Linked DNA regions of Homo sapiens: region 2 is linked to region 1. Evidence: chromatin loops called from intact Hi-C (ENCODE). Cell type or tissue: heart left ventricle. All regions are shown on one strand. Links, peaks and the distances in the headings refer to the core of each region. The heading gives the core; the rest is flanking DNA.

Evidence for each region. Peaks named below come from ENCODE experiments on the same cell type or tissue, not always from the same donor. Only the 100,000 strongest peaks of a DNase experiment are listed, where the experiment ranks them.
Region 2: a loop joins it to region 1, with 2.2 times the contacts of the local background. A loop is called at or near these places in 4 of 110 quality-filtered maps.

What each region holds. Positions count from the first base shown.
Region 1 is chr10:51,959,226-51,962,149 of GRCh38, forward strand. All of the region lies in intron 5 of PRKG1 (protein kinase cGMP-dependent 1), which reads left to right. Among named protein-coding and RNA genes, the nearest start is that of CSTF2T, 260 kb to the left of the region's middle. In heart left ventricle, for the core only: a CTCF peak has its summit at 1,371 (motif pointing left); no DNase peak of the experiment used is centred there.
Region 2 is chr10:51,723,469-51,726,392 of GRCh38, forward strand. The region is part of intron 3 of PRKG1 (protein kinase cGMP-dependent 1); the gene reads left to right. Among named protein-coding and RNA genes, the nearest start is that of CSTF2T, 25 kb to the left of the region's middle. In heart left ventricle, for the core only: no CTCF peak of the experiment used is centred there; no DNase peak of the experiment used is centred there; H3K27ac peaks cover 969 bases.

The DNA.
Region 1 (2,924 bases), core at 293-2,792:
AAATGTGTACAAATATGCAATCACAGAGTAATTAATCATCATTTTACGATAATTGGAGAAGATTTTGTAGAGGAGAAAATAGTTGAGCTGTGCCTTGAAAGATATCTAGGAATTTGCTAGGCAGTCAAGGATATTACAGTTTGTGAAACCTATCAAAGAGTGTCATGTGGATAGTTCTAATAATATTGAGTACTGCTGCGCAACTGAAGGTGGAAATGTAGAGTACGTTGAGGTAGCATACAAGAGACAAGACTGGAAGGGTAAGCATTGCTTAGAGTCTTGTATCTCAGTTCCAGCTTTGATGCCTCCTAGGTTGGTCACAATTTTTCTCCTTCTCCCCAGGTACTCACTGCTCCAGTTGGGTTTATTCAGTCTGTTGAGTGAGATCTAGGCAGTGAGTGTTTGAATTAGGGCAGGAGTCATAGGGTTTAAAAATTAGAAATAGAATAGGGAGAGAGTTTGGAGGTAAAATTTGTTGGGCTCAGTGACTGATGAAATGTCAGAGGTGAAGGAGATTGAAGTATAGCAGATGATGCCAAGATTTCTAACTGCAGAGAGCCAAGTGGGTGGTGATGCTGTTACTTAGGATGGAAAAAGTTGGAAGATAATTGAATCTTGTGTTCTCTAAATTCATTTCATATTTCCCTGAGTTTTAATGTAAGGGAAATATCTTTCTACTTTGTTTCACATTAAGTATAAACAGAGCTATCACAGATTGAAGATATCAAAATTATGCATATTCATGTATGTACATGATTAGAAATATGTGTGATTTTATATATTCTCCTAGTAGAATCTAGGATCCATTACAGTGTTCTATAGCTGCAGAAACTTCTAGACATCATCTAATCAAGAAGTCAAAAATTTGTTCCCAAAGACCTTTTTACTTTGGTTTCCTTTTTTTTTTTTTAAGCCAAACCAACCAGAAAACAAACAAAAACATTGAAAAGGAAATTATTTTGGATGGGTACCATTTAGCATCCTTATCCTCTTACTTTAGAACCTCTGAACTCATTTAAATGAGCTACCTGCTCTAACAGGCACTTGAGTTTTCTACCCTTGAGCTAATTCAACCTTCTCATTGACTAGATGTGAAACTGGGTTAGTTTAACAGACTTTGGAAACAAGGTATGAAGGAGGGAAAAAACAGGAGCAGTAGTTATACAACAAAATAGTTGCATAACTTATATAAACTATAATAATTATAAGACTATAAAAATATTTATGGGAGTAAGATACTTTTAAACAAGATGGGATATTTTTTCCTGCCCCCTCCCCACCACACCCCCCACCAAAAATAACCGTTTTCTATTTTTTCTGTTCATGTAGTGTCACATTGATTCTATATCGTTACCCACAGTGCCACCTATTGGTAAAATAAAGACGACGTAACCAGTTTTTCTGTAACCCATATTTGGTACCAGAGTCTTAAGAAATCTGCCCTGGATTTTCGCAGGCAGATGTTAGAAAGCAGATTGTCTGTGATCCAACTGAAATGGGAGATGAATCACGTGTTTTATGCAGAGATGCTCAAGCTTGTCATTTAGAAGAACTCCAAATAGGATCTCAAAAGCATGATATCCGACTTCCCCAGTTCGTGGTTCTGCCAACAAAGAGCCTGTGAAACTGCTTAGGGATTCTAAGAATTTAGATTGTTCCCACATATTGGGATGCAAATTGTTTTATATGCCATGCTACTCAGGCGTGATTGTTGCTTTTTAGCGACAGCAAGTTGAAGTATTGAGCTCATTTGATATGTGTTCTGCCAGTCTTCATGTTATCACACAGGCTATTAAGTGCCAAAAAAGGCATTAGTTTCACTGAATATATTTAATTTTTAAAAGTTAGTTTTATAAGGTTAGTGAATGTAATTTTCTCTTTCTTCATTATAAGCTTTTCTAGAGAAGGATATTATTTCTACAGAACTAACATAATACCAAATACAGTTGTCTTGATATTGTGGGGGGAGGATTGGTTTCAGGATCCCCTTAAATACTAAAATCCATGCATGCTCAAGTCCCACAGTGGGTTCTGCTGAACCACAGATATGAAAAGTTGACCCTCGTGTCCACGGGTTTTGCATCCCAGGAATACTGTTTTTGATCTGCGTTTGGTTGAGAATGAGGAACCTGCAGATGTGGAGGGCCCACTGTATTTATTGAAAAAAAAGAATCTGCATTTAAGCAGACCTGCACAATTCAAACCCATGTTGCTCGAGTCAACTGTGCAAAGTAAGGTGTGGTATATATGGTTGCAGGAGTAATTAATACATTTAACAGATATCAGCAATTGGTGCTCAAGTGCACATGCAATAACACACACCCAGAAAGGTACACAGTAGAGATGGATGTGGTAAAGTACAAACATTGATGACTTCCCTCTTCTATGCTCTTTGAATAAAATGCTAGATTCATGGTGATTGTTATTTGTTTGAAATCAAAAGATTTAGTCATATCCTCCCTCCCACAAGCTGTTATTGTCCAAATTTTTACGTGTATTACCAGAATGTATTTCTGGTTAGCTTTGCTCACTTTTGAGTTTTTATTTGTTGTGTATTCGATACTTGAGGTAGTTTTTGGAGGCAAGCTGTACTGACATTGTTGCAGCTACTCTTCCAGTTATTTAGAGACCAGGTAGTGATCCCAAGTAAGCCACCAGAAGACTGATCTGTGATATCCACGTCAGGAAAGACAAAATTGTTCCCCAGTTAAATAAAAAATTAAGTAAATAAAAATGGAAAAACTAGCACCATCGGACATCATGCCCTTTTAAAGAAATTGGGGTTTAAAAGCAAGTTGTATTTAGATTGAAGGGCTATGGGGACAAAAATCCAAAATCTATCCACCAAGGAGAGGCAAGTTAAAGGCTTGAAAGCAAAGAGTACACCACAGGCTGGAAGACTCTTGGTTGGGAGAGAAGGGTCA
Region 2 (2,924 bases), core at 252-2,751, 240 kb before region 1:
TCAGTGGGTAGGAGGCTAGGGGAGGGATAGCATTAGGAGAAATGCCTAATATAGATGAAAGGTTGATGGGTGCAGCAAACCACCATGGCATGTGTATATCTATGTAACCTGCATGTTCTGCACATGTATCCCAGAACTTAAAGCATGACAAAAAAAAAGAAAAAGTTATCTGATGGTGCCAGTCAATCCCAAGACAAAATCCCAAACACCAACATTCTGAATGCTGCAACCTTGAAAGATCAAAATATTTAACATAAAAAATCCTGAAAATCACACTCCAGAAGATTAAAACCTCAAATGTTGAAATCCTAAAAGATGAATTTTGGAGAAGAAATTAATGTATTTTCTGTTGTTTGCAGAATAGTTGCATCATATTAGTTGGATCATGTTAGGTGAAACTATTATCTTGTTATTGTCTTTATTTGGAAACTAAGTATGGTTTAAGGAGTTTCGTATGGGTTTCAACTGATAAGGGGTGGACTTGTGGACTTAATTTTAGGTGCCAACTTAACTGGATAAAAGAATACCTGTAAACCCAGTAAAGCATTATTACGGGTGTGTCGATGTGGAGATTAGTGTGTGTGTCTGAGTGGACTAGGTGGGGAAGATCTGCCCTCATATTTCCAGTATTTCAAAGATCATAGAGGGGGTAAAAAAGCAGGTGAAAAATACAAGAAATCTCCCCTGCCAAATTATTCAGTTGTGTACACTATCAGTCTCTTTACACACAGGACCATGCTTGCTTTCCAAAAACACCTTTTGTCATAGGATAAAAATAATTCAACAGGCTCAGTGACCTTCTGCACTAAATATATTTGCTGATATGGAAGTTTCTCCCGTGATTATAATGTACATAGATGGTGAACTATTCTTGGTTAGGGATTTGACTTTGGAAGAAGATAGATTTCCTATATTTACCACTAAATTTATCATAGACAAACTAGTGCATGCTTCATTTTGGCCAATGGATGGCACTTTCAAAACCGTCCCTACTGTTTTTCTTATCAACTCTGCCTAATTCATGCCCTTATTGGATCTGAAAATTCTAGAACTTATTTACTTCTTTTAAATTTTTGAATAATGATGATTATTATTCTTTAAATTGAGATGGGGTCTCACTATATTGCTCAAGTTAGTCTTGAAATTCCTGGACTTAAGTGATCCTCTTGCTGTGGCCTCCAAAAGTGTTGGGATTATAGGCAAGAGCCACCGTGCCTGGCTTCATTCATGGGTTTTTGTTTCTCGAGACAAAGTCTCATTCTGTTGCCCAGGCTGGAGTGCGGTGGCACTATCACAACTCACCGCAGCCTCAACTTCCTGGGCTCTCAATCCGTCCTCCTGCCTCAGCCTGAGTAGCTGGAACTACAGGTGAGTGCTACCATGCCTGGCTAATTTTTGTACTTTTTTTTTTTTTTTTTTTTTGTAAAAATAGGGTTTTGCTATATTGCCCAGGCTGGTCTTGAACTCCTGGACTGAAGTAATCCTCCTGCCTTGGCCTCCCAAACTGTTGGGATTGCAGGCGTGAGCCACTGCACCTGGCCTCATTTATGTTTTAATGACTGGAAAAAATCAAGCACTTTATAAACATTTATTTGAAGATTTGGTGGACTTGCAGAAGAAAATGAATTACAATTGAATCCCCAAACCATAATGACAGATTTGGAATTAGGTACAATCAAGGCTTCTAAAAGTGAATTTCAAGGTGTTACCAATAGTTTGTTTTCTCCATTCAGCCCAATGCATATGGCAAAAAATTCAGATGTGTGGATTGCCACATGATATGGCAACAACGAAAACTTCAGTTTAAAAATGTTTCAGGTGTCTGCACTGGCCATTTCCTTCCAGCTGATGGAATTTTAGGAGATTTGAATGAATTAAAGCTGCATTTGTCTGAAGAAGCCAGTGAAGTTACTGACTAGTTTGTAAATAATTATGTGCATGGTAGGGTAAAAAGACACTTAGGCAACTTTTTTTTTTTTTCCTTTGGTCAATCACTAGTATTGTTTCCACCAAATTTGTGGCCTGTATATGAGTCCATGCTTAATGGATTTCTGCATACCCAAAACAAAATAGAAGCATGGCACAGAAGATGGGAAGATTCGATAGAGCATGCTTATGTTGGTGGATATGGAATCATAGAAGAATTTCTTTTTTCTTTTCTTTTTTTTTTTTGTGGGGGTCGGGGACAGGGTTTCATTCCTGTAGCCCAGGCTAGAGTACAGTGGCATGCTCTCGGCTCACTACAACCTCCACCTCCTGGGCTCAAGCGATCCTCCTGCCTCAACCTACAGAGTAGCTGGGACTACAGGCACATGCCACCATGCCTGGCTAATTTTTGTATTTGTATTTTTTCAGTGATGGGGTTTCATCATGTTGGCTAGGCTGGTCTTGAACTCCTGACTTCAAGTGATCCACCTGCCTTGACCTCCCAGAGTGCTGGGATTACAGGCATGAGCCACCGTGCCTGGCCAAAGAATTTCAAAAAGAGCAGCACCACTAGAACATGAATGTAAACATATTCTCCTAGGTGAGCAATGCCCTAAAAGAAAATAAACAAACAGCTATTCATCACAATGCAAAACTTCAAAATATAGTTGATCATGAAAGTTGACTAGCTCTTATACACTACCTCTGTGTAATTTCCCATAATGTAATACTGTTTGTCAAATTTTCTTTTTTGGTGTTTTGAGGTCTTTTTTTAAAGTTTGTTTTTCCCCTCACTATTTTAAATCATCAGCATTATCCTTTTACACATCACTATGCTATGTATTTTAGTTTTGCATCCTTTCTAATACTGGAGGCATACATTTTGTAAAGACTTTTAGAGAGTTCTAATTCATTTTATGCATTTTTGGCAAATTTGACTTTGCAAAAGAGTGTTATCACAATGTTGACTTTGTGTAAGCATTGTGCATGTATGTAAA